Regions from separate parts of the Homo sapiens genome. Here region 2 is linked to region 1. The links are chromatin loops, found by intact Hi-C in ENCODE. Cell type or tissue: heart left ventricle. All regions are shown on one strand.

Region 1 (8,000 bases):
AGCGAGACTCCATTTCAAAAAAAAAAAAAAAAAAAAAAAAAGAAACTAAGAGGGCCACTGGTTGTCAAATGGGCCTGCTGGGCCAAAGTCTACATAAATCCCAGTCTCACACACAGGTATGTATTCCCCTATGGGAGGACAGTTCATTTAGAACATACATGGCAGCAGCTGGTGACACCACTAAGTGACATCATCCACCCTTAGCATACTAATATGGTTCTTGTCAACATGAGAGCAGTTACTCAGAGACAGAGGGCAGAAGACATGTAAATTATTAATTAAAAAAAAAAAAAAAAGAGATGAGGGTCTCCCTATGTTGCCCAAGGCTGATCTCCAACTCCTTGGCTCAAGTGATCTTCCTGCCTCAGCCTCCCAGAGTGCTGGGATTACAGGCATGAGCCACCATGCCCAGAAGAAAATATTGTAAATTAAATCTTAAAGTTGCTGGTTCAAAAGTGAGGGGGAACTCAATTACTCTTGGGATAAGGTCATCTACTGAAACCAGTTTATTCCTCTTTTAAAAGCAGTATGAAAATCACTATTTCCAAGTAGTTACTGATATTATCATTTACCTGCTCTGTCCTCTCCCTCCTGTTTAACAAATTATTGTTAGGAGGAATCAAGAAAAAGCACAGAGCTCTCTCCTGGGCATCCAGGCTCAAAATCTCAACAGTCACCCTTTGCTCTTGTTGTTCCTAAATTACTACTATACTTTGGTATGTGCAGAGAAAAATGGTCCACAAATTTTGCTTTTAATAATGGTTACCCTAGGCCAGGCGTGGTGGCTCACACCTGTAATCCCAACACTTTGAGAGGTCAAGGTGGGTGGGTCACCTGAGGTCGGGAGTTGGAGACCAGCCTGACCAACATGGAGAAACCCCATTTCTACTAAAAAATACAAAATTAGCCGGGCATGGTGGTGCAAGCCTATAATCCCAGCTACTCAGGAGGCTGAAGCAGGAGAATTGCTTGAACCAGGGAGGCGGAGGTTGCGGTGGGCCGAGATCGCACCATTGCACTCCAGCCTGGGCAACAAGAGCGAAACTCTGTCTCAGAAAAAAAAAAAAAAAAAAGGTAACCCTAAGCAGTGTTTTCTTTATCTATTTTCGGGGGAGGGTGTGGAGTTAAACCCTAAAATGTTTCCTAATAATCCCTGCCTCCTGGTATTCACGCCCTGATATAATCTCTTCCTCTTGAGTGTGGGCAGAACCTGTAACTTCTTCTTTTTTTTTTTTTTTTTTTTAATTCAGTCTTTGTAGACATGTCAAAAATTGCCATTGCCAACCTATGTTGTAAGTTGTCACTTTGGTGTATTGGGAAAATTTTCAATTATTTTAATAATCATGCCTCAGATAAACCTCATTGGCTAGGATACTGCCACTGGGCAAAGCTGTAACCTGTCTCTAACAGAATATGGCGAAGGAGACAGTATGTCACTTTCATGATTGTATTAGGTAAGACTACAGTGTCTGTCTTACTAGGAAACACTCTTCCTTGCTGTCTTAGTGAAACAAGCTGCTACATTGTGAGCTACTCTATATGAAGCAAGGAACTGAGTGCACCAGCAAAAACCAAGGCCCTCAGTCTGACAGTCTAGAAGGACTGAATGCCGCCAACCATCAGGTAAGCCTGAAACCCTCCCCAGTAGAGTGCTCAGATGAGAATACAGCCTGAGCCAACCCTTGGATTGTAAGCTTGCAGAGGACCAAGCTATGCTTGAACTCCTCACCCACAGAAACTGTGAGAAAACAAATGTGTTGTTTCAGCTACTGTATTTGTGGTAATACTGTCACACAGCAATAGATAATATAGAGGGGGATCAGCAGCCCACTCATTTTCTATATATACTTGAGTAATGTTTTATACTTTTCCTTTTATAGTAAGCATACACTATGTTTATACTTTAAAAAAAGTTTGTAAATTGTTTTCTGAAATTTGGCTTAGAAATAAATATCCTATTTAATATTTTGTGTACCCATTGCCAGTATCAGATGACCTCACAACTGGATGACTATGATTAGATTATGATGATGGTGATATTCCGTCTGGCTGGCAATGCTCAGTCTGGCATTCAAGGCCCACGTCACTCCAATAGTGGCATCTTGCTTCCAAACGCACCTCCCATTCATCCATAAGGAGGCCTCAGCTCCTGCTCCAGCAACTGCTTCATGCTCTCGCAGTTCACACCCCTGCTTGGCCTGTGCCCTCTTCCTGCCATTCCTCCCTGGCTCAGCCAAGTCTTCACTTCCATCCAGACCCAGCTCACTCCACAAACAGAAAGACATCCAGATGGCCCTGGCTCTCAGGGACCACATGCCATCAATTCCTGCCACAAATGACTATCTGCTCTACCTCATCATCAGCACTTAACATCTGCTCCTGGATCCTGTTATTTGTCACTTCTCCAGCCAGGGGAAAAGAGCCACTTCTCATTGTCATGTGTTCCCTCAGGACCAAGGCCCAACACAGTTGCTATTCTTGTCGGCAATCACGCCATGTGGCCCAGCAGTTTGATACCTTTTTGATATATATTTCACATAATATAATGAATAAAATATTTTTCATGTCTATGAAGGAATAATTTTTTCAGCTTGAAGCATCAAAAAGCAATCAAAGATTAGCGAAGGCCAGGCACAGTGGCTCACACCTGTAATCCCAACACTTTGGGAGGGTGAGGCAGGCGGATCACTTGAGGTCAAGAGTTCAAGACCAGCCTGGACCAGTCTCTACTAAAGCTACAAAAAAAAAGCTGGGCATGGTGGTGGGCACCTGTAATCCCAGCTATTTGGGAGGCTGAGGCAGGAGAATCACTTGAACCCAGGAGGCGGAGGTTGCAGTGAGCTGAGATCTCATCAGTGCACTCCAGCCTGGGCAACAGAGTGAGACTCTGTCTCAAAAAAAAAAAAAAAAAGTATTTACTGACATAATCTCAAGATTATAATTTTTTGGCATTAAAATAAATAATGATAGAAACAGATTATAACCCATAGAACGACATAAGAATCCATGAGCCCATGCAGATAAACAAACAAGGAAAGGAAGGAAAGAAGTGAGATTAAACCCCCCTAAGGCAGAATATAAACTAATACATGTTGAAAGAATGATGAAAGTTAGATATCACCATTTGGCAGCCATCACAGTAAAAATTGTTTCAGGCAAGAAATACCAGTAGATGCTAAAATAATGGGTGAAAGTTTGATGAGGAAATAAGATATTTACATAGTCTCAATGTTTCTCTCACAAGAAATGTATTCATTATAAAGGGGGTAATAACAGCTTTATAGTAGAAAAAGCTGGTAGATACTACCTTAGGTAAGTGATAAAAGTTAATGTCACCAGTAAATGGGACAAACAGGTTTTCATGTGCTTCCTGATAGAATGCACCTGAAAAGGTCACAACATCACTTACGTGGTATTTCTGTGGAAAGTGAATAACCCAAATCAAATTATGAGGATACATCAGAAAAACCCAAATTGAGGGATATCATATTCAGAAATGTAATGTCAAGGTCATAAAAGACAAAAACTGAAGATCTCATTTTTAAAAAGTAAAAAAAAAAAAAAAAAAAAAAAAAAAAAAAAAGCTTATTCCCCTGTCCCCCACTCCAGTAAAAAAAGTAGAAGACTGAAGGTCTGTTTCAGATTAAAGAAGACAAAAGAAATATGACAGCTGAATTCAACGTGTGTATCTGGATTGGATCTTGACCAGAAATAAAAAAAATTTACCCCCATTTTTTCCACAAAGAACATTATTAGAACAAATGGCAAAGTTTTTAAAAGGTGTTGATTTTGATTATATTGTGGGAATGAAAGAGGATGTCCTTGTTTTCAGGAAATACACACTGAAATATTCAGGGCTAAAGGTCTGCAATTTATTTTCAAACAATTCAAAAACTACATTAAAAAATCTGGGAGAGGGCTGGGCATGGTGGCTCATGCCTGTAATCCCAGTACTTTGGGAGGCCAAGGTGGGTAGATCACTTGAGGTCAGGAGTTCGAGACCAGCTTGACCAACATGGTGAAACTCCATCTCTACTAAAAGTACAAAAAAAATTAGCCAGGCGTGGTGGCGTGTGCCTGTAATTCCAGCTACTCGGGAGGCAGAGACAGGAGAATTGCTTGAACCCAGGAGGTGGAGGTTGCAGTGAGCCAAGATCTCATCACTGCACTCCAGCTTGGGCGAAAGAGTGAGAATCCATCTCAAAAAATGAAATAAAATAAAATCTGGGAGAGAATAATAAAGCTAACATGGTAAATTGCTAGCAATTGGGGAATCTATATTTTCCAACATAGGGAAAGGTATAAGGGAAATCTTTTTGCTATTTTTGCAACTTTTTTATAAATCTGAAATTATTTTTTGTCATTCTTTTAACCCATGCTACATAGATGTATAAGTCTAAATTATTTCAAAATAAAAACTTCCTAAAAATATATTCAGGAAAAAATATGCATCTACATACGTAGGAAAAATACTTTGAAGCCACAAATACTCAAGTGGAAGGAAAGGAACCACACCGACATATAGTCCTGGTGAACATTTCAAGGCTAGCCCCTGGAATGCAGATCTCTGCACTCAGCCCCCACAGAAATCACTGAGCACTCATTCCACAAGGTGGCAGAGCTGCCCCAAATGCCAGAGTTAGGTTGGAACAGCTAGCCCTAGACTAGATGTGTTGCCCTCCCAGCTCCTCCTCCTCCTGCTGCCCATGAGCCTCCTTCACACCAATTTCTCAGATTGTGACTCCATCTCGGTTTAAAAACGCAAGACTATGGCACCGACTCAGGAAAGCAACACTAAACAGTGACTAACGCAGCATCCCAGCTTCCAGGGACCTGGCTGGATGCTTCTGAAGATGGTCATGGTCCCGCCCTATTTCCGCTTACTTACGTTAATACATTCCTGGTGAATGAGTTCTCAACAACCTCCCTTTCCCCCAGCAATCTTTCTGGATCGTCCTGTACTCACACCACTAAACCTATGTTTCCAAAGAAACACCAGAAACACCATTCAGTTTCCAGATCAAGACATTTTCCACAACTCAAAGAATTCAAAAGGCACCACCCAGTCCTGGAGTACTGACATCACTTGTACCACACACCACCCTCCAAATCTAGCCACCCTACTAAGCCTCTTACTCTGAGTGTACACACTGCTTTAATGAGTGCCCCGAGAGCAGAAGTTTGCATCACATACTGTGCAATGCCCCTAAAGGCAGGGACTCTGTTCATTTCACTTGATTTATATAGCACCCAGCATCTTATCAGATGGAATTAGGCACTCAGCAGGAAAACAACAGTTACAGACTCTGGGCCAGACACACTGGCTCACACCTGTAATTCCAGCACTTTGGGAAGCCGAGGCAAGTGGATCGGTTGAGCTCAGGAGTTTGAGACCAGCCTGGGCAAAATGGCAAAACCCTGTCTCTACAAAAAATACAAAAATTAGCCAGGAGTGACGGCGAGTGCCTGTGGTCCCAATGATTTAGGAGGCTGAACAGTGGGGAGGATCACTGAAGCTCTGGAAGTCAACACTGCAGTGAGCCGTGACAGCGCCACTGCATTCCAGCCTGGATGACAGAGTGAGACCCTGTCTCAAACAAAAATTTAATTTAATTTTACCAACCTCTACAATACTGACCATTAGGAAGTGTGCCACTCTAGCTAACTCACTCCTTCATGCCAAATATTAGGCTCTTTGTCTGTAAAACAGGGAGAATTAATAGGGAAAAGTTAGAAAGAACTTAAATATCTTTCAGCAGGGGCTAGGTAAATAAATTATGGAACATCCATACAATGAAATAAATTATACGTAATTGTTTTTGTTTTTGTTTTTCCAGAGACAGGGTCTCACTCTGTTGTCAAGGCTGGAGTGCAGTGGTAGGATCATAGCTCACTGCAACACCGAATGCCTGGGCTTAGAGAGATCCTCCCATGTCAGCCTCCCGAGTAGCTGGGACTACAGGCGTGTGCCACAATGCCTAGCTAATTATATTCTTTTTCTTTTTTCTTTTTTTTTTTTTTTTGAGACAGAGTGTCGTTCTGTCACCCAGGCTGGAGTGCAATAACGTGATCTTGGCTCACTGCAACCTCCGCCTCCCACGCTCAAGCAATTCTCCTCTCTCAGCCTCCTGAGTAGCTGGGACTACAGGCACACACCACCGCACCTGGCTAAACTTTTGTATTTTTAGTAGAAACAGGGTTTTGCCATGTTGTCCAGGCTGGTCTCCAACTCCTGACCTCAGGTGATCTGCCTGCCTTGGCCTCCAAAAGTGCTGGGATTACAGACTTGAGCCACTGTGCCTGGCCTAATTATATGTAATTGTGAAAGAAGATAGGGCTGGGCATAGTGACTCACACCTCCAATCCCACCACTTTGGGAGGCCAAGGCGGAGGCCCAGAGTTCAAGACTAGCATGGTCAATATATCTAGACCCTGTCTCCACAAAAAATTTAAAAATTAGCCAGGCTTGGTGCCACATGTCTGTAGTCCTAGCTACTCAGCAGGCTGAGGTGGAAAGATGGCTTAAGCCCAGGAGGTTGAGGCTGCAGTGAGCTATGATCATGCCATTACACTCCAGCCTGGATGACAGAGCAAAACCCTTCTCAAACAAATAAATGAATGAATACATAAATAAATATTACCCATCACATTACTGATATGTTCCCAATGGATCTACTTGCTCTGGCTGGGGATAAAAAGTACTCAATAAAAGTGTGCTTGAACAAGGCCCAGAGGTAGGAGTGTAACAATACATATACCATGTAACCACCATGGAATGTAAATTCAGGTTAGACAAGAGAATTTCACAAGTGTAATAACATTCTATGGTATATAAAAGTTTGGGTACACTGTCTGGCCAAACCAGCTTGCTCTTAAGTCATTAATCAAAACCATTATGGGTAATTTGTTCAGTTTAATGTTTACAATTCTTATGGAAAAAATAAGCAATGAACACATTTAAAAAGTGTTCATTTACCTTTGCATGAGTGCTTAAAATAAATATTTCTATTTCAAGATGACATTTAAAAATTATTCTAATATAACAGCAGCAAAAATATAGTTTGCAATTACTAAAGAACTCAACTAGAATCCGTAAGTTATGCCTGCAGGATAGCAAGGAGGCCATGTGGCTGCAGCAGAATCAATAGGAAGGTGAGGCAACAGGTGGCCAGAAGAAGCTGGGCCCTGCAGGCCAGTGTATGGCCCTGAGGCCCTCATGACCAAATACTAACAGTAGTGGGCCATGGGACTATGGGAGACAAGAATGTTAGTTGAATTATCCTTGTATATTTCTGGAGTTCTTTTCAAATTTATGAATATTTTTTCAATTGCCCAAAAAAAGCATATAGAATAAAAACAAGATGACTGCCATAAATGGGGTGAAAGGCAAAAACTGATAAAGTCTGAAGAAGGTCCTGATTTTGAAAATTATACTGTGGTAATGTAGAAGAATGTCCTTGTCTTTAGGAAATATGGAATATTTTTTTCTTTTTCTTTTTTTTTTTTTTTTTAGACAGAGTCTTGCTCTGTCGCCCAGGCTGGAGTGCAGTGGTGCTATCTCAGCTCACTGCAACCTCCACCTCCTGGGTTCAAGCAATTCGCCCACCTCAGCCTCCCAAGTAGCTGGGATTACAGGCGCACACCACCATGCCCAGCTAATTAAATATGGGATTTTCTAAAAAGTACTTAGGGAGGCCGGGTGCGGTGGCTCACGCCTATAATCCCAGCACTTTGTGAGGCCAAGGTGGGTGGATCACCTGAGGTCAGGAGTTCAAGACTAGCCTGGCCAACATGGTGAAACCCAGCCTCTACTAAAAATACAAAAATTAGTCGGGCATGGTAGCACGTGCCTGTAATCCAAGCTACTCAGGAGGCTGAGGCAGGAGAATCTCTTAAACCCAGGAGGCGAAGGTTGCAGTGAGCAGAAATCGCACCACTACACTCCAGCCTGGGTGACAAGAGCGAGAAACTCCGTCTCAGAAAAAAAAAAAAAAAAAAAA
Region 2 (8,000 bases), 150 kb after region 1:
GTTTTTTTTAACATGGATGTAATTCCATGTAAACAGGTATGGAAGTAGGAAATGTTTAGGCTGGACTTGGTGGATTATTAATTGACTTTCTTGGGTTCTTGGGAGTCAACATTACTAAAGCAGTGTGAATCCCTGTTTGCTTCAGGGCGAGATGTGTGACAGAGGTGGCATCAAGCTCTTACAGTCCCAACCCTCCAACGGAAATGGGCGAAGATCTCAGGAATGGCATCGGTCACAGGAAATCGATAGTGGCTGGCTGCTAGCATGGCCACTTGGGGCTTAGGCAGAAATAGAGCCATGGTACTGACCAAAGGGACCATAGCACATGGAATAAAACTCAAAACAGGACTTCATGTTTTATGGAAATTATATTTAACCACTTCAACATTGTAAATCTGGATAACTTTTAATATCTAAACTATATAAGAAAGTAAAATTTAACATGTTAATATGGAAAATTTTTTTATTTTTGTATCTTGATGACTTAAATGTAAGCAACAAAGTGGTTAAACACATACCCATCTAAATTTTTTTATAGCCTTCCATGTTAAACTATAAGTAAATAATTAGTTTTAAAATTGTTTTGTATTTTCTTATTCCTGTTCCCTTTACCCTTTGACAACTTGAAATGTTACCACTTCGTCCTCATGATGTTCTTCTATCAACCCTGCTTAGGATGAGAACAAGTTGAGCAGTGCCAACGGCCATGAAGAACGTAGCAAAAAGTGAGTTTTAAGAAGGGGCTTGGGGGAGGGTGGTGAGCTTTTTTGTGGTTTTAGACCTTAAGTTGTGTTCCTGTGGCTAAAGTATACAAAATTCTCTTCTGAAGCTTTTCTTTGCTGCTTTTAGAAAATTGGTTCTTTGCCTTTTGAGACAAACTCTTGGAGGAACTGTGGATTTTTTTGCTTAGATTTCAGAATATAGTTTCAGATACCTTCCCCTCCAAGTCCATCATGACAATCTGGTGACAAGTTCTGTATTAGAGGTTGTCTTGTTTTAAATTTGTTAACTTTGGTTTGATATTTGGTTATCTTACTGATAAAACTGTTATATATCCATTGATCTTAAAAGGTAGAAAGAGTTAAATTAGGTGATAACTAGGCCATGGAAAGTATTGTTTGCCCTAAAGTGCCGAAGGAGTCAAAGCTGTGAATTATTTCTGCAACTTGCTGCTCAGAGGCCCTTTTGGAAGTGATGGAACAGGTACTTAAGTACTTCTAAAGGTGGCTTTCATTATCTTAGGCCTTTTAAACTCTAGACTTAACAGGGTGGGGATTTTGGAAATTATGAATATATCTGTACACTTTATTTGGGTAAGATGAGTGACTCAATAGAACTCTGCTATAGACTAGTACAGAAAACAGTGTACGAAAAGTCTTAGGTAACAGATATGATGAGATCCACTTTTTTTTTTTCTTTTCTTGTGAGTCGGAGTCTTGCTCTGTAGCCCAGGCTGGAGCGCAGTGGCGCAGTCTGGGCTCACTGCAACCTCCGCCTCCTGGGTTCAAGTGATTCTTTGATTTTTTTTTTTTTCTTTGACATGGAGTCTGGCAGTGTCGCCCAGGCTGGGGTGCAGTGGTTCTATCACGGCTCACTGCAACCACTGCCTCCCAGATTCAAGTGATTCCCCTGCCTCAGCCTCCGATTAGCTGGGACTACAGGCGCGCGCCATCACGCCTGGCTAATTTTTTTTTTATTTTTAGTAGAGAGGGAGTTTCACCGTGTTAGCCAGAATGGTCTCCATCTCCTGACCTCTCATGATCCTCCTGCTGTGGCCTCCCAAAGTGTTGGGATTACAGGTGTGAGCCACCGCGCCTGGCCTTTTTTTTTTTTTTTTTTTTTTTGACACGGAGTCTTGCTCTGTTGCCCAGGCTGGAGTGCAGTGGTGTGATCTCTGCTCACTGCAAGCTCCGCCTCCTGGGTTCATGCTATTCTCCTGCCTCAGCCTCCCAGGTAGCAGGGACTACAGGCGCCTGCCACCATGCCTGGCTAATTTTTTGTAATTTTAGTAGAGACAGGGTTTCATTGTGTTAGCCAGAATTGACCTTGTGATCCGCCTGCCTTGGCCTCCAAAAGTGCTGGGATTACAGGTGTGAGCCACCGTGCCCAGCCTCTGTCTTTATTTTTTCTTTGAGACAGAGTTTCGTTTTTGTCACCCAGGCTGGAGCGCCATGACACGATCTCAGCTCACAGCAACCTCTGCCTCCTGGGTTCAGGCAGTTCTCCTGCCTCAGCCTCCCGAGTAGCTGGGATTACAGGTTCCTGCCACCACGCCTGGCTAATTTTTTTTTTTTTTTTTTTTTGAGATGGAGTTTCAGTCTGTTGCCCAGGCTGGAGTGCAGTGGCGCAGTCTTGGCTCACTGCAACCTCTGCCACCCGGGCTTAAGCGATTCTTCCGCCTCAGCCTCCCGAGCAGCTGGGATTACAGGTGCCTGCCACCGCACCTGGCTAATTTTTGTACTTTTGGTAGAGATGGGGATTCACCATCCTGGCCAGGCTGGTCTTCAACTCCTGACCTCGTGATCCACCTGCCTTGGCCTCCCAAAGTGCTGGGATTACAGGCGTGAGCCATCATGCCCAGCCAATTTTTGTGTTTTTAGTAGAGACAGGGTTTCACGATGTTGGCCAGGATGGTCTCCATCTCTTGACCTCATGATCCGCCCGCCTTGGCTTCCCAAAGTGCTGGGATTACAGGCGTGAGACATGGACCCAACTGAGACTCCGTCTTAAAAAAAAAGTCTGGGCTTGGCGTGGTGGCTCACACCTGTAATCCCAGCACTTTGGGAGGCTCAGGCGGGTGGATCACAAGGTCAGGAGATCGAGACCATCCTGGCCAACATGGTGAAACCCCGTCTCTACTAAAAATACAAAAATTAGCTGGGCGTGGTGGTGCACGCCTGTAGTCCCAGCTACTCTCGGGAGGCTGAGGCAGGAGAATCGCTTGAACCTGGGAGGCAGAGGTTGTAATGAGCTGAGATTATGCCATTGTACTCCAGCCTGGAGACAGAGCGAGACTCCGTCTCAAACAAACATAAAAATCTGTCATACTTACGACCTTATGTTAATGAAAAACGAGAGAAAAATAGCCATTTATTTGATTTCTTTTTGGCTCTTTTCCTCCTAAGATCCCTAAATGCTTCATAGTAAGTATGTCAGTCTTTCTCACTACAACTGTGTTAGGTAGGTTGATAAAATTTCATAAAACAGATGAGAAAATATATAATGTTATTCAGGGCTTGTTAAGCCACTATTTTTTTTTTTTGTAGTTCCCCTAAAATAATGTGGTAATGGATTAAAAATGATATAATTTGTAGAAAATGTGCTCCTTTTTTCTGGTATAAGCTTGGATGGGAGTCATTTATAGTTCCTCACCAATCACAAGAAATTGTGGGGATCAGGTTGGGTTTAGTCTTGATGTGGGATCTGATGCAACCAACCAGAGGTATGGTTTATGTCATCTGGTTTTAGACTTTCTGCCACAGTAATGGTTTCCTAATGTTTTTGTTTTGCAATTCTCTAATCAAAAGAAAACCCAGGAAGGTGTATCCATATAAATTGACATAAATTATCCAATTTAGGTGTCAGGCCGAGTGGCTAAAGATTTCGCTTCAAGTGCCAGAAGGATAAGAACGTACACTTTTGGGTACAGACCTTCGTTACTGTACCATTGTCTCATGTCGCTTTTTGCCACTAAGGTCATCTCCGGTGTCTACTTGTTTTTATCCTGTGTATAAGCTGATTAAGGCTACAAGCTTTTACAAGGAAGCTGAGCATCAAGTTCTCCATGTGTGATATTCGGTGGCCTTTGTCTAATGTAGAGAACCACAGGACTAAATAGGAGAATGGACAATTTTCTTTAACCATGAGATTGTCTAAGGGAAGATCCTTTCAAAACACTTTGGTAATCTTAAAATACTTTCCAGTCAGACTTCTCGTCAATTATAGGTGATAAATAAATGATTCCCTTGTTCAATCAGGACTCTTGATTTTCTGAAGGAACTTTATGTTTCAAATTAATTTTAAAGTTACCTGGAAGAAAATTTTTGTATTTAGGAATAGATATAAAACATACAGAACACTCTGCTTTAAACCTTTAGTACTAAATTAAATTTCTTAACCAAAGGAAAGTGCCGTGTTGCATTTTTCATTCTAAAACTTCATTGTCTTAAAAGCCACATTGAGCTATAGTTTGTTAGGTAGTAGAAAAATGGCATGTTCTGAGAAACAGTTGACTGAGTATAAATTTTTTTAATTGTATAATTCTGATTCTTAACATACACTTCATAGTATCCTAGAATAGTAAAAGGAACAAAGTTATTGTGACACAGACTGGTTGTCAACCTATTTTCTGAAGAGCTGTAAACCTGAGTTTTTGCATATGTCAAGGTATGCATCCTAAGTGCTTGAGCTTGCCCTCATGGGAATATTATTTGTTAAAGTAACCAGTTTTGCAAAGTCTAAATCAGCGTCCATTCCGTTAAGCTCTTTAGAGAATTACTCAATAAAAGATAACATTAAAATGACACAGTTGAAATATATTGGCTACTGTGGTGTGGATTATCTATAAATTTTGGAATAAATGACTTTTCTATTTTTTTTCTTATTTTCCAGAATACTTTGCATTAAAAATTTAGATCTTCTTACATGGAAGAGGTCAAATCCAGTTATAGCAAAACACCTTTACTGCAGAGGCCATATAACCAAAAAGTCCAAAGGCCCAGCCCAGTGGACCATTTACTTCAGTGATGTTCAGTACAAAATTTCACTGCCATTAAAGACTTTGGAAAGTCCCTTTTAAGTTGTAACAGGATTTGACTATTAGTGTGGATTTCGATAACCCTTCTTTAGTTAATGTAATAAATGCTCTTTGAAGCTGGAAATATACTGGTTTCTTGCACCCTTGTAGTTTTCTCTGGGCTTTTATGCAAAAGATTGTATTTTCTGAATGTCTTAGTATGTTGCTGTCTTTTTACCTGCCTGGGGTTGCCTTCAGATGTGGGTGAGGACTTGTTTACAAAAAGTCCTAGAAGACCTTAAGTTAAAATTAGCTCTCCAATTTTCAAGTGTTTTCTTTTGGCAGAATAAGTTTTGGGTCCTATGAGAGGTAAATAGGTTGGTTGCCTCTCTTGCTATAGCCCATCTAGAGCAGAACAAAAACTTTGTTTTTGAGGGGGATGGAGTTACTTTTTACCTTGTTCCCTAATTGAATATATTTAGGACTTTTGGTTTTAGAAATCTCAGAGTTCTATAGTTGGAATAGTGTCACAGAGATAGTGTTAGGTTTCTTAGGCAACAAAATTGGAGTGTTACCTATTGCCCATCTGGGCATGGCTTTGATGAGTTCTATATAAATAATGAGTGTAGCCTAATTTTCTGTCATGTGCTACCTAGCATATACATTTCTGACAGTCAGGTGGATTATCTTGAAATTTTAGACAAACTTTCTGCCTCCTTGGAAAGCTCTACATCTCCTTGTGATTGGAGTGTGGGTTTCAAGATTCCAGAAGGTGGGTGTCTTCATTTTCTATTTTCAATGCACTCTAAAGATGACCTGCTTACAGGTTCTCTGAGGCAGACCTCAGTTGCTCTTGTGATATGTAACTTTGCTTTGATAAGGAATAAACAATTACATATCCAGATAATGATACAGAATTGTCAAAATGTTTAATCATTAAGCCACTACAAATAGACATTTTCGTGGAATAAACTGATTTTGAAATGTCTTTCAATTTATATTGAAATATCTGAAGGCACCTCTAAAATTTGGGTGATGACACAGAGGTATAGATTATAAGATTTAATTATGAATGGGTGGTATACTGTGAAGACTACGGAAGTGAGCAGAAAGATATGTTTGGCTTTTTTGGTTTTTAGTTAGAGATTTTAAAAAGGTCTGTGAAGGTCAAGTTGATCATTGGTTTTGATTGCATCCCACAGGTTTCTATAAACTGGCTTAAAAATGGCATACTCCATTTTCTGGTGTATTCATTGTAACTTTAGGAAGTATTTGAAATGGTCACATTAAAGTCTAGGAATGTCAAATTGTATTTTAATGCGTTAGTTCTTTTTCTTTTTCTTTTTTTTTGGAGACAGTCTTGCTCTGTTGCTCAGGCTGGAGTACAGTGGCATGATTTCGGCTCACTCCAACCTCTGCCTCCCAGGTTCAAGCGATTCTCCTGCCTCAGCCTCCACAGTAGCTGGAACTACAGGCCTGTGCCACCACGACCCACTACTTCTTGCATTTTTTAGTAGAGATGGGTTTTCACCGTGTCGACTAGGCTGGTCTTGAACTCCTGACCTCAGGTGACCTGCCTTCCTCAGCCTCCCAAAGTGCTGAGATTACAGGTGTGAGCCACCGCACTTGGAGTTGGGTTTTTTTTTTTTTTTTTGAGATGGTGTTTTGCTCTTTTTGCCCAGGCTGGAGTGCAATGGCATGGTCTCAGCTTGCTGCAACCTCCACCTCCCGGGTTCAAGCAATTCTCTTGCTTCAGCCTCCCAAGTAGCTGTGATTACCGGCATGCACCATCAGGCCTGGCTAATTTTTGTATTTTTGGTAGAGAGGGGATTTCACCGTGTTGGCCGGGCTGGTCTCAAACTCCTGACCTCAAGTGATCTGCCTGCCTCGGCCTCCCAAAGGGTTGGGATTACAGGCGTGAGCCACTGCACTGGCCTGCATTAGTTCTTATTGTCCTTTGTCATTACGGTTTTGCCCATGAAAACCAAAATGTTGATGTCTATGTGACCCTTTGAACGTGTTAAATATTTCCATATGTAAATGGGGGCAAAATTGACTTAATGGTAAATTACTATATTTGATGAAAATTTTTATAAATGAACCAGTACTAGTACTTGAATGTGAAAATATTCTATTGTAAGTTTGTTTTATTAATTTATTTTGTGGATTACAGTAATGCTTTTGTTGGCCTGTTGTATGACAAACTATTTAAAGGTTCACATTTTGATTTGTATTTGCCAACAAGCCCTTTTGCTTGTTAAAGCTATAGCTAACTCTCAGGAGATAATTGCAGTTCTACTCTTAGAGGATGGTGTCTTTCAAATAATGTCTTGTCTGCTGATTTTCAGTAATGTTAATATAAGGCAAAAGGGATATTGTTTACTATACGTAGCAATTTTTTTAGACAGAGTCTTACTCTGTCGCCCAGGCTGGAGTACCAGTGGCGGGATCTTGGCTCACTGCAACCTCCGCTTCCCGGGTTTGAGCAATTCTCCTGCCTTAGCCTCCCGAGTAGCTGGGACTACAGGCGCACGGTACTATGCCCGGCTAATTTTTGTATTTTTATTAGGGACGGGGTTTCACTACATTGGCCAGACTGGTCTTGAACTCCTGACCTTGTGATCTGCCTGCCTCGGCCTACCAAAGTGCTGAGATTACAGGATTTTTTTTTTTTTTTAAGTATGATTATGTACCATTGTATCATAGTAAAACTAGCCAAAGAAATTTATGAAAGGATGAAAAAATGATTCTGGCCATAAAAGGTAGTATATTTTGGTGGGTTCTTAAGCCAGCATGATAATGGCGAGTTTTTTTCTTCTCAGGAGGAAAAAAAGCAAGAGCAGAAGTCGTAGTCATGAACGAAAGAGAAGCAAAAGTAAGGAACGGAAGCGAAGTAGAGACAGAGAAAGGAAAAAGAGCAAAAGCCGTGAAAGAAAGCGAAGTAGAAGCAAAGAGAGGCGACGGAGCCGCTCAAGAAGTCGAGATCGAAGATTTAGAGGCCGCTACAGAAGTCCTTAGTATGTAACTATAGTTATGATTTTGGTTTGAGGGTTATTCTCTGGGTATTCAGATGGCAGTTTAACTTGAGTGATTTGAATTGTGAATTTTTATTTTTTTAATGATTGGTTAAAAAGTATTGAATTAAGGATATTGGCATTGAATACTAGTAAAGTGAAAATACAGTGCATAGACAAATAAGTAAAAATTTGCTTTTACTAGGCATACTGACTATTTTCTGTTAAACTATCAGAGTTTCTAAATTGTA

Evidence for each region. A loop is a pair of places that touch in the nucleus more often than their neighbours do. Peaks named below come from ENCODE experiments on the same cell type or tissue, not always from the same donor. Only the 100,000 strongest peaks of a DNase experiment are listed, where the experiment ranks them.
Region 2: it touches region 1 in a loop (2.6-fold over the local background); 69 of 110 quality-filtered maps call a loop at or near these places.

What each region holds. Positions count from the first base shown.
Region 1 is chr20:35,881,051-35,889,050 of GRCh38, reverse strand. The region is part of intron 9 of PHF20 (PHD finger protein 20); the gene reads right to left. It also overlaps the pseudogene RNU4-40P. Among named protein-coding and RNA genes, the nearest start is that of SCAND1, 69 kb to the left of the region's middle. In heart left ventricle, a CTCF peak has its summit at 4,608 (motif pointing right); DNase peaks (open chromatin) are centred at 2,210 and 4,630; H3K4me3 peaks cover 252 bases; H3K27ac peaks cover 1,414 bases.
Region 2 is chr20:35,731,693-35,739,692 of GRCh38, reverse strand. RBM39 (RNA binding motif protein 39) reads left to right here. Exons shown (of 17, transcript NM_184234.3): 3 at 676-725; 4 at 7,558-7,752. Among named protein-coding and RNA genes, the nearest start is that of RBM39, 6.6 kb to the left of the region's middle. In heart left ventricle, no CTCF peak of the experiment used is centred here; no DNase peak of the experiment used is centred here; H3K4me3 peaks cover 2,344 bases.